2 separate regions of the Homo sapiens genome follow, and region 1 is linked to region 2. The links are chromatin loops, found by intact Hi-C in ENCODE. Cell type or tissue: gastrocnemius medialis. All regions are shown on one strand. Each heading gives the region's core, and the rest is flanking DNA. Links, peaks and the distances in the headings are about the cores only.

Evidence for each region. Peaks named below come from ENCODE experiments on the same cell type or tissue, not always from the same donor. Only the 100,000 strongest peaks of a DNase experiment are listed, where the experiment ranks them.
Region 1: it touches region 2 in a loop (4-fold over the local background); 1 of 110 quality-filtered maps calls a loop at or near these places.

What each region holds. Positions count from the first base shown.
Region 1 is chr1:211,119,903-211,130,101 of GRCh38, reverse strand. All of the region lies in intron 1 of KCNH1 (potassium voltage-gated channel subfamily H member 1), which reads left to right. Among named protein-coding and RNA genes, the nearest start is that of KCNH1-IT1, 8.4 kb to the left of the region's middle. In gastrocnemius medialis, for the core only: no CTCF peak of the experiment used is centred there; no DNase peak of the experiment used is centred there.
Region 2 is chr1:210,909,560-210,919,758 of GRCh38, reverse strand. KCNH1 (potassium voltage-gated channel subfamily H member 1) reads left to right here. Exons shown (of 11, transcript NM_172362.3): 7 at 1-119. Among named protein-coding and RNA genes, the nearest start is that of KCNH1-IT1, 220 kb to the left of the region's middle. In gastrocnemius medialis, for the core only: no CTCF peak of the experiment used is centred there; a DNase peak (open chromatin) is centred at 3,398.

The DNA of each region.
Region 1 (10,199 bases), core at 3,115-8,114, 210 kb before region 2:
TAGTTGCTTAAATCTGCAGGCACTTGTTGTCAGAATGTTTGCTGAAGCAAATAGGAGATCTGTCTTAGAAAGGCTGGCAGACCTTGGTGCCAGGAAACTACAAAAATATTACTCTAAATGGTCCCATTCTGGGCAGAACATATGTTTTAGTGTTCGGGAACCTATATCAAACAATTGTAGGTGCCAGTAAAAATCCATGCACATTAGCAGGAGTGAAACACAGCACATTTTGGTACAGATTTATGTACATGTATAATTTACAGATTGCTAAATCAGCTGTGTTTTTGTATAGTGTTAAGTTGGTTCAGGTTGTTGATATAATTAGTTAGCAAACAGGATGAGAACCACGAGTAATGTTGTGTCTCCTCATGGGTGTTTTGAGCCATGGTAATATTTATAAAACAGAAAACTGGTTAAAATCCATTGTGCCTCTACAAGGGGGAATGGATGATAATCTGGATTATTACCAGCTCAGCAGAGCTTGTTTTTTCTTGTAAAATATTCTAAGACAATCTTCAGCCAAGGCTCAGCTATCTTTCTCTGAAAGTGTCAAAAAGTTAAATCTGTTGGCTGATGTTAGATGGGGGATTGAGAAGCTGAAGCCTTGTCATTTAATGTTAAGGAAATAAAGCTTCCAAATTCCATGACTTTTATGCAACCCATTTATTTTAGTAATCTATCTTAAAAGAATAGATGTGTTTGAGGAACACTGTGGGTCAACTGAATCCTTGGCTTCATTGTTTCCGATGCCAGCTCTGCATATATGGTTGGACCTCATTTGGGAGTGGTTCCTTGAGCATTACCTTGAAGCTCTTCAATTCTTCCCTTCCCTTTATTTTTGATTAGTTAATGGCTTGTAAACAAACATTTTAAAATCTACTAGAGTATCTGCTTTATACACTTAGGATATTTGGACCATACTTTTCTTGTTTTTTATTTTTTCTGTTTCTCTAAGTGGCCACACCTGTAACTGTTGAGAAAGAGAAATAGAATCACAGAATCTTAGTTCTGGGGGGACATGCTATACAATTCATTTTCCACTGTTCCACTGAATCCTCTCCAGAACCTCCCTCCTGATGGTTCTCCAGCCTGTGTTTGACTAGCTTCAGTGATGGGACCCTCACTTTCTCGTGAGGAATATTCTATTTGTAAGCAAGTATAATTGTGTTTCTTTTGCCGCCTTTCCTTGTTTTTCTCTTCTTCTCTTCTCTCTGCCTCTTCCTCCTCCCTTTGTTGCTGTCATTTGGTCTTACCAAAATCTGTCTTCTTATAGCTACCACTTATTTGCAGTCTGCTCCGTGGAACAAAACTGACTTAGCCCATTGTTTTTTCCAGCTGCAAACCTTTAAAAAACTTTTGATAAGTTTTGCATTGTATTCTTCTCCCCTTTTAACCTTTTTAATTGTTCAGTACGACAAATAGAAAAGCACACAAAACAATTTTGTACAGCTTAACATATTTCTATAAAGTGATACTGTATGCCATCGCCACCTGTGTCAAGAAATAGAGTCTTGCCAGACCTCTAGAAGCCCCCAAAGCCTTCCTGATCCTAAGTCCCTCACTCTCCTCCTAAAGGGTGACATCTCCTGATTTTATGGTGATCACTTTCTTGCTTTTCCTCATAATTTTACCAGTTTGTTTTGCATTCCTAAAAAAACCCACTATAGTTAATAAATACTACTGTTTATTTTTATCTGTTTTGGAGCTTTATATGCATGAGATCATATAGCATATATTCTTTTGTCGGGTGGCAATTCCTCTATGTTGTTGCATGTACTGCTTCATTTTCTTTACCTCTTTCTTTTTTTTTTTTTTTTTTGAGACAGAATCTCACTTTGTCGCTGGAGTGCAGTGGCGCGATCTCGGCTCACTGCAACCTCCGCCTCCCGGGTTCAAGCAATTCTCCTGCCTCAGCCTCCTGAGTAGCTGGGATTACAGGTGTGCACCACCATGCCTGGCTAATTTTTGTATTTTTAGTAGATACAGGGTTTCACCATGTTGGTCAGGCTGGTCTTGAACTCCTGACCTTGTGATCCGCCCGCCTTGGCCTTCCAAAGTGTTGAGATTACAGGCACGAGCCACCACGCCTGGCCTGTTGATGCATTTTCACTGCTGCATCGTGCTTTATAGTATGACTGTACCACACATTGTGTCCGATCTGCCACTGATGGATTGTTTCCAGTTTTGTGCTATTAATGCTGCTACAAACATTTTTAGTATGTCTTTTGGAGCATGTGGGCACACATTTCTCTTGGGTGTATACCTAGGATGCACATGTTTAACTGTGGTAGATGCTGTCAAACAGTTTTCCAAAGGTTTTATATTAATATACACTCCCACCAGCCGTGTGTGAGCGTTTCTATCACTGCAGCACATCCTTGCCAGCATTTGGTATTTTCTTCTTTTGTCTTTAGTAGTGATGTTGCCCAAACAATCTAGTACCTAATAAAACAGGGTCATTGAGAGTTATGTTAATAGGAGCACATGACCAAAATTAAATGAAAACAAAACTTGCTCTTGCCCTTTGGGAGGCATCAGTATCCACTGTGGGTTGAAGTATTCTCTCTGAGGAGCTCCCTCACACACGATTGTAAATGATGCGAAAGACTTGTACAGTTTGAATTATGTGCAAAGGGTACATGCAAGTGTGGTGGGATTTTTTTTTTTTTTTTTTTTGGTGTGTGTGTGTTTAGGATATTCATTTTCTTAATTTGAGAAGCAGTAAACCCTGGGGACAGAGATTATGCAAGAATTAGAGCTGGAAGGGAGAAGGAACTAGGAAGTGAATGATTTATATTTGTTTCACTGAAATGAAAACAAAATGACTGAAGGAAAGGCACAGATTTAGTGGAGGAATCAAAACTCAATGGAAAATTAAAACAAAAAGCAAAGGCTAGCTTACGGTTCAGTTTTATAAGCACGATGGACTTCCTATGTGCCCAATACTGTGCTAACAAGTAGGAATACCAAAATGAGTACAGCTTTTGTGATGCTGGGTCTAACAGAGGAATCTATGACGGAGGCCAACATGCTTTGTAAACCTCTCCAAAGATTTAAGGGATGTTATACTGATTCAACACTTACTACATATTTTTCCTTTATAAACACCTCACCCAAAATTATTCTTAGATTTTATAGCTATTTTTTTTTGTGAGGTTGGGTGTGGGATAACCAGATCCCGTAAGTGAATTAAAAGAAGATTGCAGAATGTGTGACATTTTGTTCTGATGCAGTTGAGGTTTCTTTAAACAAACCACATTCCTCTGGGATATCCCATTGCTCTGTCTTCTTTGGCATGCTGTCTTGGGTTGCTCATCCATTGGTGTGAGTTTTTAGCACATCCTAGATACTGGAATTTGCCTGATGCTCTGGCTGTTCTCTAGGCAAGTGCAGTCTTTTTTTTTTTTTTTTTTTGAGATATTATAGGATCTCACTCTGTCACCCAGGCTGGATTGGAGTGGTGCGATGTCAGCTCACTGCAGCTTCTGCCTCCCAGGCTCAAGTAATCCTTCCATCCTCCCACCTCAGCCTCCCGAGTAGCTGGGACTACAGGCATGTGCCACCACACCCAGCTAATTTTTTTTTTTTTTTGGAGACAGAGTCTCGCTCTGTCACCCAGGCTGGAATGCAGTGGCGCAATCTCGGCTCACTGCAAGCTTCGCCTCCCGGGTTCAGGCCATTCTCCTGCCTCAGCCTCCCGAGTAGCTGGGACTACAGGAGCCCGCCACCATGCCCGGCTAATTTTTTGTATTTTTAGTAGAGATAGGGCTTCACTGTGTTAGCCAGGATGGTCTTGATCTCCTGATCTTGTGATCCGCCCGCCTCAGGCCTCCCAAAGTGCTGGGATTACAGGCGTGAGCTACCACCGGCCCCATACACAGCTAATTTTTGTATTTTTTTGTAGTGATGGGGTTTTGCCATGTTGTCCAGAGGGGTCTTGAACTCCTGGGCTCAAGTGATCCACCTGCCTCAGCTACCCAAAGTGCTGGGATTACAGGCGTGAGCCACTGCGCCCTGCTGCAAGTGTGGTCTTGCTGAACAGATCACAGTCTGGCCAACTTCAGCATCTCCCTTGATTCTCACAGTTTCTGCTCTAACAGTGAAACACTCCTGTTAATGACAAAACTACTTAAAATTCTCCTGATTAGGTATTACAGAGTTATGCCAATAGTCAATTTGCTTACTCATACTGATTGTTCATTATGTAAAGTAAAATGACAACTCTTTTGATCAGTCCTATGTTGCATGAAACTGATGTTCTGAAATTAACTGAGTCAATCCTATAATTATTAATGTAATTATTAATTGAGAGTGACTAAAAACCATCATTTCCCATAGCCTTTTAAATGTTCTGCAATCACATCAGGTGCTTCTATAAAGAAGAGAAACGGCCTTCCATCTCCTTTTTCTTCCCTTAAAGCAACGATGTAGACATCCTCCACTGGCATTCTCAGAGTGCTGGAGTCAGCATTTGAAAGTTGATACCGTATTGGCAAATTTTACTGATAATTATCTATGGCTTAACTTTGATTTGTATTAAGAGTGAAGTTGGAAAATGTGTTTTAGGCTAGAACTTCAGGGCCATGTAAAGAAAATGGAGTTAATTTGAGTGATAAGACTATATTTATTTCCATTAAATTGATATTTAAGTTTTTATTTTATTTGCTTTCTTTTCCTCTCAGCATTATGGGGACTGCATATATTAGACTTCTATGCCATCATCATTAAGGCTGTGCTTTAAGCCTCTGTGTGGGCCAAGGTACTGAATAGTTTCTGTTTGCCTCCCTAGAACCACACTCTTCCTTACCAGCCTGTCTCTTGTTGGAGGCTGGGAGGCTGACCTGTATAGAGTACACCTGTAGGCTCCCTTGCTTTCTGGCTTTTGGCTGCCTTCAGCTTGTGGGGTACACCACACGAAATGGGAAGCAAGAGAGAGGTTGTAGTCCTTATTCTTGTTGTTCTTTCCTGCGAGGTCATCTTAGCCTAGCTGTTTTCCCCTGATTAAAGGTTATGTCTCTAGCTTGCTCTCTTTGGGTTTGGGTAGGGTTAGAGACTTAAAGCTTCCAGCTGTTACTAACCCTGGGGTACTGCACAATGTCTTGGGGTTTTCCTAAGTGGTGTGCTGGAGCAGGCTGCAATTGGCTGGTTCTACCTCTTAAGATCTGATTATGTGCATCTGTTCCTTATTCTTGGTTCAGGAACTTCACTTTGGAAGCTTGAAAACTGCTTATACCAAGGTGCAAGGTATTTACACCTTAGAAATTGGCCAGTGTTATAAATCGGGACTCTTTTCTTCCCAGAGTTAGCTTGCTAACACACTACTGCCTATACCTCTCCCACACCTTTGTAAATAGTTCCTTTATTAAACATTCCTCAAATTACCCATTGAGTATGTCATATTTTGCTGCCAAGACCCTGGCTGAGAGAGCCAATTACTTGTTCTTTGGATAAAGTGGTCTCTCTCTCTCTCTCTTTCTTTCTTTCTTTTGACCGAGTCTTGCTCTGTCGCCAGGCTGGAGTGCAGTGGCGCGATCTCGGCTTGCGATTTCCCTGGCTTAGCCTTCTGAGCAGCTGGGACTACAGGCACCCGCCACCACGCCCAGCTAATTTTTCATATTTTAGTAGAGACGGGGTTTCACTGTGTTGGCCAGGATGGTCTTAATCTCCTGATCTTGTGATCTGCCCGCCTCGGCCTCCCAAAGTGCTGGGATTATAGGCATGAGCCAAAAGTGGTTTCTTAACATTTTGTGCAGACCATTCAGTCATGGGGGTGAATTTGGTGAGGGGATGTGCACTTAGGTACTCCTTTCAACACACAAAAACACCTGTGTTCTGTCTGAAGCAGGCAGTATGTGCCTGCCCTTGCTTTTCAGTTCAGTGAGTTGGTTACCTACAAGCTCGATAAAATACTTTCATGTTCCATTTCCATCTTTTTTCATCATTCAAGAATGAGGAAATAAGTGTGTATACTGCATTTGCTATTTTGAAATGATAGCTGATACTTTTTAAATGAAAAAGAGCTCCTAAATTCTAGTCACTCTCCTGTCAGATGAAATTCTCCTTTATGCTTTCCCACCTGGCTGGAACACTCCGGGACAGTGCTCCAGCCTGACTTCATTGAGTGGCCACTTTCCTCATCTTCTCTTCATTTAAAATGTCTCCTCCCCTCCAGCTTCCCAATCCCTACCTCTCACGTGTCCCTAGTAACACCATATTTCCGGGTTTCCTGGTTTTCTTCTTCTCTTTTTGTATCTCCCTCTGGCCTTTGGTCTCATTCTCTCCCCTCAGTCTCTCATGTCCTCTCCTCTCCTGGTCTTTCACTCCCGCGGCTCACTCTCTCAGTCTTGCTATTATTGGTCTCTTGCTCTCGGCTCATGCTTTTGTACTCTGTGGGCCTGGCCTTTGCCCCATGCCCTATGTCCCTTCATTCCCTCGCTCTCTCCTCTCCTTTCTCCATCTGTCTGTCTTCCTGCCTGTCTCTGTCACTGTCTACCTTTAGTCTGTGTCACCGTCTGTCACCGTCTTCCATCTGTCTTCATCACTGTCTCTGTTTTTGCTGTCTCTGCCACTGTCCATGTCTCTTTGCTGTCTGTCTCTGCTGTCTCTGCCTCCACCTATCCATATCTGCCCATCTGCCTGTCTTTCTGTCCAGTTCTCCCTTCAAATGGCCTCATAGATGCTCCCCTGTGTATCTGAGCTCCCTGTTTCTCTCTCAAGACCAGTTTTCTCCATTTACTCACCTTAGAAACAAGGTGGTCAAAGATACCTGCTCAACTCTACAGATCTCTCAGCTTTAGTGTCTGAGTTTTGTTCTGGGGAGAGAATCTTATTGGCCCAGCCCTGACTATTGGTTGTTTGGCCAGCGGTCCACTCCAGGCCTAGTTTTCTGTGACTGGGGCCTGGGTGGAGGGGGTAGGACATGGAGTTTTGTGATATGTAGAGTGGGGCAGATAAAGCCATATAGGGAAACTGGGCATAGCTTAAAAATGGACAAGTGTGTCCCCTACACTCCTGCCATGCCTGGGACAGAGTAGATACTCAAATATTTGTTGTATTAAACAAAGCTGTTCTGAGATTCCTCCCATTCACTCTGGTGCTATACCCTGTCCAAGTCTTTTTTGTTTTTAATGTTTCTGTTTTTTTCTTTATTTCTTCTAAAAAAAAAAGGATACATATGCAGAACGTGCAGGTTTGTTACATACATATACATGTGTCATGGTGGTTTGCTGCACCTATCGACCCATTCTGTAAGCTCTCTCCCTTCTACCCCCACCCCCAACAGGACCTGGTGTGTGTTGTTCCCCTCTCTGTGTCCATGTGTTCTCATTGTTCAACTCCCACTTATGAGTGAGAACATGCAGTGTTTGGTCTTCTGTCCCCAGGTTAGTTTTCTGAGGATGATAGCTTCCAGCTTCATCCATGTCCCTGCAAAGGACATGATCTCATTCCTTTTTATGGCTGGATAGTATTCCATGGTGTATATGTACCACATTTTCTTTATCCAGTCTATCATTGATGGGCATTTGGGTTGGTTCCACATCTTTGCTATTGTAAATAGTGCTGCAATAAACATGCATGTGCATGTGTCTTTATAGTAGAATGGCTTATATTCCTTTGGGCATATACCCAGTAATGGAATTGCTGGGTCAAATAGTATTTCTGGTTCTAGATCCTTGAGGAATCGCCACACTGTCTTCCACAATGGTTGAACTAGTTTACATTCCCAACAACAGTGTAAAAGCGTTCCTATTTCTCCACAGCCTGGCCAGCATCTATTTTTTCTTGACTATTTAGTAACCACCATTCTGACTGGTATGAGATAGTGTCTCATTGTGGTTTTGATTTGCATTTCTCTGATGATCGGTGATGTTGAGTTTTTTTCATATGTTTGTTGGCTACATAAATGTCTTATTTTGAGAAGTGTCTGTTCATATCCTTTGTCCACTTTTCGATGGTTTTTTTTTTTGAGACGGAGTCTCACTGTCGCCCAGGCTGGAGTGCAGTGGCATGATCTTGGCTCACTGCAAGCCCCGCCTCCCAGGTTCACGCCATTCTCCTGCCTCTGCCTCCCGAGTAGCTGGGACTGCAAGTGCCCGCCACCGTGTCCAGCTAATTTTTTTGTATTTTTTTAGTAGAGACGGGGTTTCACCGTGTTAGCCAGGATGGTCTCGATCTCCTGACCTCGTGATCCGCCCACCTGGGTCTCCCAAAGTGCTGGGATTACAGGCGTGAGCTACCACGCCTGGCCGGGGTTGTTTGTTTTTCTCTTGTAAATATGTTTAATTTCCTTGTAAATTCTGGATATTAGACCTTTGTCAAATGACTAGATTGCAAAAATTTTCTCCCATTCTGTAGGCTATCTATTCACTCTGATGATAGTTTCTTTTGCTGTGCAGAAGCTCTTTAGTTTAATCAGATCCCATTTGTCAATTTTGGCTTTTGTTGCAATTGCTTTTGGCGTTTTTGTCATGAAGTCTTTGCCCATGCCCATGTCCTGAATGGTATTGCCTAGGTTTTCTTCTAGGGTTTTTATGGTTTTGGGTTTTACATTTAAGTCTTGAGTTACATCTTGAGTTAATTTTTGTATAAGGTGTAAGGAAGGGGTCTGGTTTCAGTTTTCTGCATATGGCTAGCCAGTTTTCCCAGCACCATTTACTGAATAGGAGATCCTTTCCTCATTGCTTGTTTTTTTCAGGTTTGTTGAAGAGCAGATGGTTGTAGATGTGTGGTTTTATTTCTGAGGTCTCTGTTCTGCTCCATTGGTCTATATGTCTGTTTTGGTACCAGTACCATGCTGTTTTGGTTATTATAGCCTCGTAGTGTAGTTTGAAGTCAGGTAGTGTGATGCCTCCAGTTTTGTTCTTTTTGCTTAGGATTGTCTTGGCTATATAGGGTCTTCTTTGATTCTACATGAAATTTAAAATAGTGTTTTCTAATTCTGTGAATAATGTCAATGGTAGTTTGATGAGAATAGCATTGAATCTATAAATTACTTTGGGCAGTATGGCCATTTTCATGATATTGATTCTTGTTATCCATGAGGATGGAATTTTTTTCCATTTGTTTGTGTCCTCTCTTATTTCCCTGAGCAGTAGTTTGTTCTCCTTGAAGAGGTCCTTCACATCCCTTGTTAGCTGTATTCCTAGGTATTTTATTCAGTTTGCAGTGATTGTGAATGGGAGTTCGTTCATGATTTGGCTTTCTGCTTGCCTATTGTTGGTGTAAAGGAATGCTTGTGATTTTTGCACATAGATTTTGTATCCTGAGACTTTGCTTAAGTTGCTAATCAATTCAAGAAGTTTTTGGGCTGAGATGATGGTGTTTTCTAAACATAAAATCATGTCGTCTGCAAACAGAGACAACTTGACTTCCTTGAAATAACACAGTAGACAAATGTAAAGCCAACTTACCAAAAAACCCCTCTTTTTCTAGTACTCATTAATATTTTTGTATTGCTTATTTTGAGTCACTTTTTTTGAGTTCTGAGAATGATATTTTTTGTGTTATTCAATTATGGTCTAAGACTTTTTGTTCAAATTGTCTATAATATATATAGATGTGCATTAAGAAATTATTAAGACTGTAAAAATGAGAATAAAATCTATTGAATCAGGCCAGGCATGGTGGCTAACACCTGTAATCCCAGCATTTTGGGAGGCTGAGGCAGGTGGATCAGCTGAGGTCAGGAGTTTGAGACCAGCCTGGCCAACATGGTGAAATCCCGTCTCTACTAAAAATATAAAAATTAGTTGGGCATGGTGGCATACACCTGTAACTCCAGCTAGTAAGGAGGCTGAAGCAGGAGAATTGCTTGAACCCAGGAGACAGAGGTTGCAGTGAGCCGAGATTGCACCATTGCACTCCATGCTGGGGGACAAGAGCAAAACCCTGTCTCAAAAAAAAAAAAAAAATGTATATATATAATCAATCAATTCAATGGATTGATTAATCTATTGAAACATTTTTAAACAATTGATTACACAAATATTTCTTAGCAGTAATTCAAGATATCACTGATCTCTTATTTCTTAAGTAAAATATCATTCAGTAATAAAAGTCTCTATATTTCAACACATTTTCATTCTCTTCCATACTTCTTGTGAAACTGGTTCATCTGTTTTTATTGTTTTAAAATTAATTTGATGCTGAATGAAGATGGAGGTCATGCTTTTGAAATCATGTACTTAGGGGTAACTACC
Region 2 (10,199 bases), core at 526-5,525:
TGTCTACATCTCCTCGTTGTATTTCACAATGACCAGCCTCACCAGTGTGGGCTTTGGGAACATCGCCCCATCCACAGACATTGAGAAGATCTTTGCAGTGGCCATCATGATGATTGGCTGTAAGTATGACAGTGCTGGGGTGGGGTTGGCCATCTCTTCTGTTAGCTGGAAACAGGGAAATGGCTACAGTGCCAGCAGGATCAGGAGAATAATAACTTAAAACAAGGAAGAGTTTTTTTAAGACTAGGCTTACAGTTACCCTGATAATTAAAGCAGTATATGCTTACTGCAAAAAAATTTAGAAAATACAAAAGAGTGCAAAGTAGAAAGTAAAGACTATCCATAATTCTGCTTTTCAGAGATAACTACTAATACTGTTGGTGTCTTCTCTTACAGACTATTTTCTTTGCATATCTGAATACATATAGATTTTTATAAACTTAAAATGAGATCTTGCTGCATACGCACTTTAGTAAACTACTCATAGAACAGTGAATTATGGAAGTCTTTTCATGTCAATTTTTTTCTTTTTAATAAAAATTGTATATATTTAAAGTATGAAATGAGATTTTGATATAGTGAAATGATTATGACAGCAAAGCAAATTAACATATCCATTCCTTTACATCATTACCTTTTTTTTGGTGAAAGCACTTGAAATCTGCTCTCTCAGCAAATTTCCTGTAGGCATTACAGTATTATTAACTATAGCCGTCATGCTACATGTCCTACATGTCAATTTGAACATAGCTGTAGCTTGGCATATAGTCTAATGTAGTATGAGAAAAAGAATGTATGAAAAATGAATGCAAAACATCTCATTAATTGTATTTTATATTGATTATATATTGAAATGGTAATATTTCTGATGTATCGGTTAAGTAAAATATTCTCTTAGAATTAATTTAATCTGTTTCATTTTCCTTTTAAAAGTAGCTCCTAGGAAAAATTTAAATTTAATCATTTGGACGGTGCTGGTCTAGATAAACATTTTTGATGTCTTGCTTGATGGGAAATTTTCCAACTCAAAAACAAATCCACAGACACAGAGGGAAGAAAGGCCCTTGTTCAGCTGAGAAGTAATAGGTTATTGGAGTAACTTTATTGGACTGAAAAACAACCTTAGTTCTTGAGGAAGATACTTAGATTTGATTGATTTACCCACTGACTGTTGTATAGCTGTTCTATTGCTGAGTGTAGAAGCAACTTTTTTTGGCTGTAGACAACAATGAATTCCCTTCATTAAAGGGAGTCTTATGTAGGAAGGGACCTAACTGGGATGGAAAAAGCAAACAAGTTTGAGTGGATTGGACTCATTGTGAAACTGCCAAGTGCATGCTGTGGGCACTTCAATGACAAATTCAGATGTGAGAAGACGGTCCTCTGGTGAAATTTCAGTTTAGACAGGTCTGAGCACACATGAAGACTCTTGCGTTCTTGTTTCAGTAGGTAGAAACTGTTTTGCTTGATGTAGGGTGGAGTTGACAAATTGTTATACTGACCAGGGAAACCTGAGGCTTCAGCTTGCCTTGCTTTGTCCAACTGACCAGAGATTCAGCATCCCGCTTTGTGAGTGGATTTTGTTACCTCAAATTGTCACATTTGCTGCTTGGTACCTCCTTTTTTGCAACAGTCTCATCATGTCTGATGGAGTCCTTTCATAAAAGCCCTCTCTGCAGGCAGAGTTTTCCTGAGAGTATTTAAGGAATGTGTCTAAGGGGGTAATTGATTTGTGGGAAGTGTGTGCCTATGGAGCTTTGGGTTTGTTCCTTACTTTAAAATGTGTTTTAATAGAGATAATTGCCTGGCCATGGGAAGCAGTGTTAAGGATCTGTGGGTGGCTAATTGCTTCATCTTAATTAGAATTTGAGGTGCTTTCTCATGTCACAGAAAAGGATTTAAGATCTTTTCTCTTCTAGAACTGTTTCAGCCTTAACTGCACGTATTTCCTAGGCAGTGCTTACTTACAGCATTTTTGTGAGCCTTGGGGCACCCGATAAACAACCAGATGCACTGTGCTCAGGACATGATTTGATTTCCTTCTCTTAGAGGGAGGGGGAGATGAGCCACTTTGTCAGTCGAAATACCTCATTGTATCCATTACAGAAAATTTGCTAAGAGTGATCATTTAGAAAATGGGTCCCATTTTATGGACTCGCAAAAGGCTTTCAAATATGAGATTTCCCTGCAACTTCTTACCTAGAAGAAAAGAAAATAGTTATGGTGGCATATAATAAGGGTAAGTAGTTGGGGGTTTTTTTGTTTGTTTGTTTTTTTGTTTTCCCCAAAATGAGTCGTCTATGGAAAGCACAATTTCTTGGATATAATCTCCAGGGAAAACCTCAATTATTTACCGCCTCTTTTCTCTTCCCACCTTCTGAGAGTCAGGTGATCTCTCTCTCTCTCTCTTTCTCTCTCTCTGTGTCTCTGTCTCCCTTTCTTTCTCTCTCTCTCTCTGTGTTTCTCTTTCTTTTCTTTTCTTTCTTTCTTTCTTTCTTTCTTTCTTTCTTTCTTTCTTTCTTTCTTTCTCTCTCTCTCTCTCTCTCTCTCTGTCCCTTTCTTTCTCTGTCTCTTTATTTCTCTCTTCTCTCTTCTCTTTCTCTCTCTCTTTTTGAGACACAGTCTCACTCTGTTGCCCAGGCTGCAGTGCAGTGGTATGATAGGCTCACTGCAACCTCTGCTTCTTGGGTTCAAGTGATTCTCCTGCCTTAGCCTCCCAAGTAGCTGGGCTTATAGGCACGCACCATGACACCTGGCTAATTTTTGTATTTTTAGTGGAGATGGGGTTTCACCATGTTGGCCAGGCTGGTCTTGAACTCCTGACCTCAGGTGATCCACCTGCCTCAGCCTCCCAAAGTGCAAGGATTACATGCGTGAGCCACTGCGCCCAGCCCATTTCTTTTTTTAAAAATGTAAAATACACGGGTAGTCACTTCTGCATTATGTAGCCAAGGACAATGTTTAGTTAAGCAAGTCCACTTAACACCATTTCCTTGAGCACTTATTATTTGCCAGACACTGTGCCAAATACTCTACACACAATTTTTTCTGCTCATGACAATGGTATATGTTAGAGATTATTATCTCCATTTCATAAGGAAATGGAGGCTCACAGAAGTTAACTCACTTTCCCAAGAACCTGGGACTGGTAGACAGGAGAGATAGGATTCAGATCCAGATCTCTCTCCTGTGGTAGCGTGGTCTAACAACACAGACCCCAACAGTCTCTCCACACTTAGGCACTGAAAATTCACTTCATAAACTTCAGCAAGCCAGCAGTTTCTGCAGTGGAAACTTTTTCTTTGCTTGTTTGTTGTTGTAGTCATTTTAAGAACAAGATTATGGTGCAGACTCAGGGGACTGGGTGCTTAGGAAACAAGTCATTTTTCAGCAACCTGTCACCGTTTCAGCTGTTCCACTTTCCATGTGATACACATCTGCCAAATTGTGCTAACAAGAAAGTTACTGCACTTGGCGTAATGCGTTGGTAATTATCCTTGTAAACTTATACTCCAAACAATGTTTGTTCAGGACAACTGCTGATGTCTTACTAGATTTACCGAGTTCTCTTTTACCCTTTTTTGCCCGTGTATACACATGTATACACTGACCTCCTTCCTGTACAGCTCATGGGATTAGACTGACATCAGATTTGGGATCAACAGTAATGGGGAGCATTGACCACAGCCTGCACTTACACCAAAGGCTCGGTGTTGTCTCCCTCCCTGACTACCAGGTCACTCTGGTAGTCAGGCCTAGCACTCCTTAAGGGGTAAAAAGAGACAAAAAGCCAGTGGGTTTTTGGAGTGCTGGGTATGTTATGATTTTTTCCTCTTTGCATTGAATTTTATATGCCTTAGTAATAGTGTTTCTTGGCTATCCTGTTGCAGTATATTAGCCATAATATAGATTATCCGAGCTTTCTGTGACCTCCCCTGTCTGCTCTGAACATCTCATTACAACTTGGCTAAATCCCCAGAGGATGATGTGCAGCAGGAAAACTAAATATTTTCAAGCTAGCATACCTGTTTTCAGTTCTGATAAGAAATTGCTTTAAGAAGGGGTGAAAACAGTTGACTAAAATGAGTTTTTGTGATTAGCTGCGGATTTAGGTGACCTACAATGTCTCCAAGTGCCTGGTTTTATGTCTAATTTCCATTCTGGGGTCTTGGCCTGGATCAGGGGCAAGCCAGCTTCTGCCCTGGTTTCCCTGCCTTCCCTGTGTAGATCTGTGGTAGTCTCCGGCAGGGGCTGACTATAAGGTATGGTGTGTGGACTCATTTTCTCCCATGTAATCTCTCCTATGCATTGGTAATGCCAAGAGAAACACAAGGCCATGCCAGCCCTCTGTGTGACATCTAGGAGAGGATGTCCCCCATTCAACAGGCACATACTGAGTGTCCCCTCATGCCCCAACAGATGCCAGGCTAAGTGCTGAGGATTTGGTGACTAACACCGTAGTTGGTGCTCTTAAGGAGTTGACAGTCTGGGTGATGGAGGTGGATAGGAAGGACAGAGACAGACCCTGTCAGCCTAGCAACCAGCAACAAAGGCCTAGAAATGGACTCTTCACTGTGGCTGAGCCTTTCCCTGGCTTTTGAGGAATCCCTCAAAGGAAGAAGAATTGTCAGGGGAAGAGTCCTTTTATCTGGGAGGTCTCCGGTTAGGGACCTGACCCTGTTTGGGGGAGCTCTCTGGGGGTAATTTGATGGCAAAGAGACAGTTTCCATTTTCTAAATATGGGCTTTGCACTTTTCTGATTCTCTTCTCATAATGTCATTGCTGTCATCCTGTCATTGTAAGTCAGCCACATCTATTTCCTTTCTCTCTGCTAATGGTAGGGGGTCTAGACAATGTACTCCTACTCCAGACACTCTCCACCCCCAAGCCTAATATTTGGTCTCCTACCTCAGCACTTCACAGCACCTGTCTCTTTGAATTCATTTCTTTCTTCCCAGTCCTCCTCCCACTTTAGGTCCTTAAAACTCTAGCTGAGCGTCAGCTAAAGGGACTCTTGTGAGCATTTCCTTGGTCCAGTTCTCCTCTCTCCTTCTAGTTCTTCTGCTGGGCCAGATACCATCCTGATTAATGCTTTAGGTAACCTCTTCCTCAGGCCTGGAAACTCCCACATAGCAACTGGGCACACACTAGTGTTTCCTTCTATTGCCTTCTTGCCTGGGAGGAAGAGACAGTACTTACGTTCACTGCTGAACACTTGACTCCATTACCTTACCCACTTGCAGCCCAGCAGTATCTTTTGTGGCCTCACTTCAGCTTGTATTGTCACTTGCATTCAAATATGGGCTTTTCCCCGCCTCCTTCATGACCTTATTTAAAGATTTCTTGTTTCTTTGCATTTCACCTTTGCTGAGTATCCCTTTTTGCATTCTGTACCAACATACTGATTTTTCTAAAACAATGTGGGTCACAATTGCCAGGAGGCTGTAAAGATATTCTTAGGAGACTTCCAACACATAGTGGGCTCTTAGTAAATGTTTACTGACTTCTTAGTCTGAATCAGAGCAATTGAGAAGACCCTGACATTTTGGAAGGCGTCTTTGGTGCTTCAGTGCTATTGGCCACACTTTTTAAAAAGTAGGATATGGGTTCTGCTGTTGGACAGAGACCAAAAGTGGCATCAACAAAATTTTCTAAAAGTTTGGGGTTGGCCTGGCTACTCTGCAGTTGTCAGAGACCCAGGTTTCTCTGCTGTATTCAACACATGACTTTCATATTGGGATCCCATATGGCTTTTTTTTCCAGCCATGTGTTCTTATTCCAGAAAGTAGAAAGAAAAGGAAGGGGAAAGCTGGTCATACTCCTTACTTTTGAGAATAAGACTAGGAAGTTGTCTATCACTTTTGTTCACATCACATTGGCTGGAACTTGGTAACCTAGCCACACTGGGAAGGGAAGCTTGGAAATATAGAAATATAGTATTTATTCTGAGTGGTCATGTGCCTGAGTAGAAATACGGTAATATATGCAAGGAAAACTGATATGGGGGGATGACCAGTAGTGTCAGCCTCAACTTTCCTTCTTCTCCCCATAGTCTTATTCCGTCAGTTGATACTAGGAAACATTAGTCCTCCACAGCAGGAAGAGCTTGTTGGAGCTGTGTCCTTATATTTCTAGTTGAGAGACTTTGATTCAAATCTTAGATATGCTCTGTGGTTTGGGCTGTATCCTCTATTTTTGTGGATTAGAGGTAAGAGGCTCTCCTGACAATCTCACTTGGCCGAAGTGAAAACTAAATGAGATAATGATGTATAACAACTTTTTGGAAAAATTTGAAAATTTAACTTTCAGATGTCATGATTTTATTGTTGTTAATAACAGTGTTTGTTTCTTGCTCTTCCCAGTTAACTTTTTCTTTTCTGTAATTAGAAAAAAAAAAGAAAATAATAATTGCTACTCCCTTCTCGGGAGCATGAGAATGCTGTTTAATTTCATTTTTGGTTTATTTTTATTTTGGGAATGGGGCAGTGTTCAGAATTTTTTAGGAGAAAAAGCCTTTCATTTCCAATTTATCGTTAGAGTTCTTTTCTAGCCAGCAATCAGCTTGATTTTTTCTCTATAACCTGGTTTTTTAAAAAAGTTCTGCCTACTACTATGCGTTTCAGTTGGGTGCCCCCATTTTGGACACAACCTTAGACTACTTTCTGTCTTCCACATCACTTTCTCCCCTCCTCCAGAAAACTCTGGTTACTCCCATCCTGTTCATAACCCTCTGTCACTTCATGCCCTTAGGCTGATGGACCCTATTTTGGGTTTATTCACTTGGATTCACTTTATACTGCTCTGTGAACATTCTTGTGACGTCATGGCTATCTTTTTTGCCTGCTATTTGGTCCAGCTCTGGTAAAGCTCTAAGCTTCCTGAGGGTGGGACCTGTGGGTCATCTTGCTCTTTCTCTTCTCTTTTGTTCCTAGGCTGCTGTAATGTGGGAAAGAGCCTACATTTTGGAACCAGTCAGTTCTGGCTTTCAGGCCCACCTCTGCCCATGATTAATGCTTTGACCTTTGGCAGGTTCCTTAACTGAAAATGGAGGTACCATTTGGGGATGCAAAAACAAAGTGATGTGAAGTACAAAAGTACCTAGCCTAGTGCTTCCATGCAGAGTGTTTAAACAATGATAACTCTCTCCCTGCCCCTGTGTTTCCTCTCTTACAGCACATTAATAGGACTCAACAAACAATGATGTTTCTCAGCTATTTGTTAGTCCTTTGAGTATGCTCTACTTTAAGAGAATTGAACTTGCATAAAATATCAGGTACATTACAGTGTTTAAAGTATAGGTCATTAAATATAAGTATATCTGGATATGACGTTCCTTAGATACAAAGCTTTTTAGAAAAAAAAAGTTGGCCTGACTGCAGAGCAAGTTAAGGGAAGCCCTAAAGTAGGAAGTCATTTTGTGTGGTTGGGAAGTCCTCCCAGGCTTCACTGTTCAGGCTTGACTGGCAGGATCTTCACGGGACAGGACATGGTACCAGGAGCAGCAGGAGTGATCCCCTTGGTGAAAGGGAGAAAAGACTACAAATAGTCATGCCCTGAGTGCCCAAGACATGCCAGGTCATACTGGGAAGTTTTCACAACCCAATAACTCTTGTAAATAGGCTTTCTTATCCCTGTTTTGCAGATAAGAAAACTGAGTTCAGAGACATGAAATAACCTATTTAAGGTCACAGTTTGAGAGGTGGCTGGACTGGGTTTTGACTTCAGTTTCATCTGACAAAGTCATTCCCTTTGTCTTGTTGCTTTCCTTGTTGATTATTTTGGGATTTGGCAGGAGAAAATGTTCTTTGTGATGTGTGTTTGGTCGGGGGATGCAGAGTAAAGAATCAGGAAGGGAAAGAGGGCAGTGGAGAGATTGCAGGAGAGGGGTGGAAGATATCCCTATTATTTTGAACTATAATTATGGTGACAAAATATCTTGTGTGTATTGTGGGAGGACATCATCCTTGTTCATAGCTGGATTACTGCACTGGGCAGAGGAATTTACAACAAGTTTTAGATGTTCAGAAGCTTTAATGATGGAATGCCAACCGATAAGGGTCATTGTCTCTGATCTTATAGGTACCCACAATATTTGAAAAATCCCTTTCCTTCTTTTTTTTTTTTTTTGCTTTGAAAATAACTTTATTTTTAGTATAAAAGAAATATATATCTGATGTGGCAAGTTCAGATTTTTTTTTTTTATTATACTTTAAGTTTTAGGGTACATGTGCACATTGTGCAGGTTAGTTACATGTTTCAAAGGAGACAACAGACATAGAAGCAAAATATTACTAGAAACAAAGGATTGGATGTTAGCAACATCTCCACATTATAATTGACATTTGAATTAAAATTATATTTTTAAAAAAGAAGGAAAGGACCTTCTATATTTATTGGAGTCTGGTAGGGGAGCCAGATGAGTCAATGAGATGAGTCTCCACTAAGGAAAGGACAGCTTGTTATGGGCACATGTGCAGGGTGTCTCCCCAGTGAGGAGGTCAAGGAGGGGTCAGGCAGTATATACCCCATTTATTTGGGAAGAGCCGTGGGCCAGGCACCTAAGGTTTTTCTGAGATTTATCATAGTGCATCTGTGTACTGATGTCTTCACAACCAGACTTCAAGCAGCTTAGGTCAGGGGCTGTGTGAGCCAATCCATGGTCCACAGTGGGCTCAATAAATATAGAATGAATGGAGGAAGAGAGAGAAAATATGGTATTTTCTCCACAGTTAACTTACAATCTACACAAATGCAAGTAGGAAAACCACGTGCAGCTGGAAAGCACTAAGTGTTCATGGAATAAGCTTTCAGATTTCTAGGAAGATGGTGATCTTTTGTGTAATATGGCCATGAATGTGGCATAAAAGAGGAGAGAGTTTACTTGACCAGTGAATAATGGTTAGGATTTGCATCACTTACAATGATAGGTAAGTAATAACAGTATTAATAATGATGAATGATTGAACATATACTGTGTGCAGAGCACATTATACACATTCTTTATTCACCTCTCCCAACACTTTTATGTCACAGGTGTTATTATCTTAGTTTATAGGTGAGGAAACTAAGGCTCAGGGAGGTCAATTCTCTTGCCTTCGGTCAACCTTCTTGTGAATGGTGAAGGCAGAATGCAAACCCAGATCTCTGACCCCCAATCTCATTGTCTTTCCACCAGTCTGTGTTGCCACCCTAGTCACTGACAGCAATGAACAGGGCACTGGTGCAGGGACCTGGGAGCTGAATGCTGCAGAAAGAGCAGCCACAACCCCTTGTTGCCAAATAGTGGGCAGAAAGAAAGATGTGCTGATTAGAAAGGGGCTGAGCACCTGTTCTGTGTCTTCTGGCTTGTCAGCCCCTCAGACTCCTTTTTGCCGTAGGCTAGTGCTTGATGACCACCTCTGACTGTTTACCATGTGTCAAAAGACAGGGATTGCAACATTTTGCAGTAAGGCCAATTTGATGATTTTTTTTTTTTTTTTTTGGTGCTTGATGACCACCTCTGACTGTTTACTATGCATCAAAAGACAGGGATTGCAACATTTTTCAGTAAGGCCAATTTGATGAAATTTTTTTTTTTGGTGCTTGACGACCACCTCTGACTGTTTACCATGTGTCAAAAGACAGGGATTGCAACATTTTGCAGTAAGGCCAATTTGATGAAATTTTTTTTTGGTGCTTGATGACCACCTCTGACTGTTTACCATGTGTCAAAAGACAGGGATTGCAACATTTTGCAGCAAGGCCAATTTGATGAAAATTTTTTAACATCCAGATCTCAATCCTGTAGTCTTCAATTTAGAAAAGTTACTGAGATGCAGACTTGATTTTTTACTTGGAGGACTCCACCAGGGATTTCTGGATTATATGACTCAGTTTGTTTAGACAGAAGATGCTATAGCCCATGATAGTGGTCAGCTTGTTGGCATCAAAAACTGCCCCCTTCTCCTGGACAGCCCCTCTTTGAATTGATACTACTCAGAAAGGAGACTACCTAGACAGCAAGGACGATTTATGAAAGTCATCTCCACTGCCAGTGAAACCAGTCAAGCTGCATGTGCAGCTGCCATTAGGTCAGGAGAAAAACTTCCATTTTTGAAATTGTATAGCATAGACAGTCCCTGGGATCAAAAGGAGACAAGCATGGGTATGGATCTTGTCTGCACTACTTAATAGTCAGGAAGGTACTTAAGTCCTGGGCC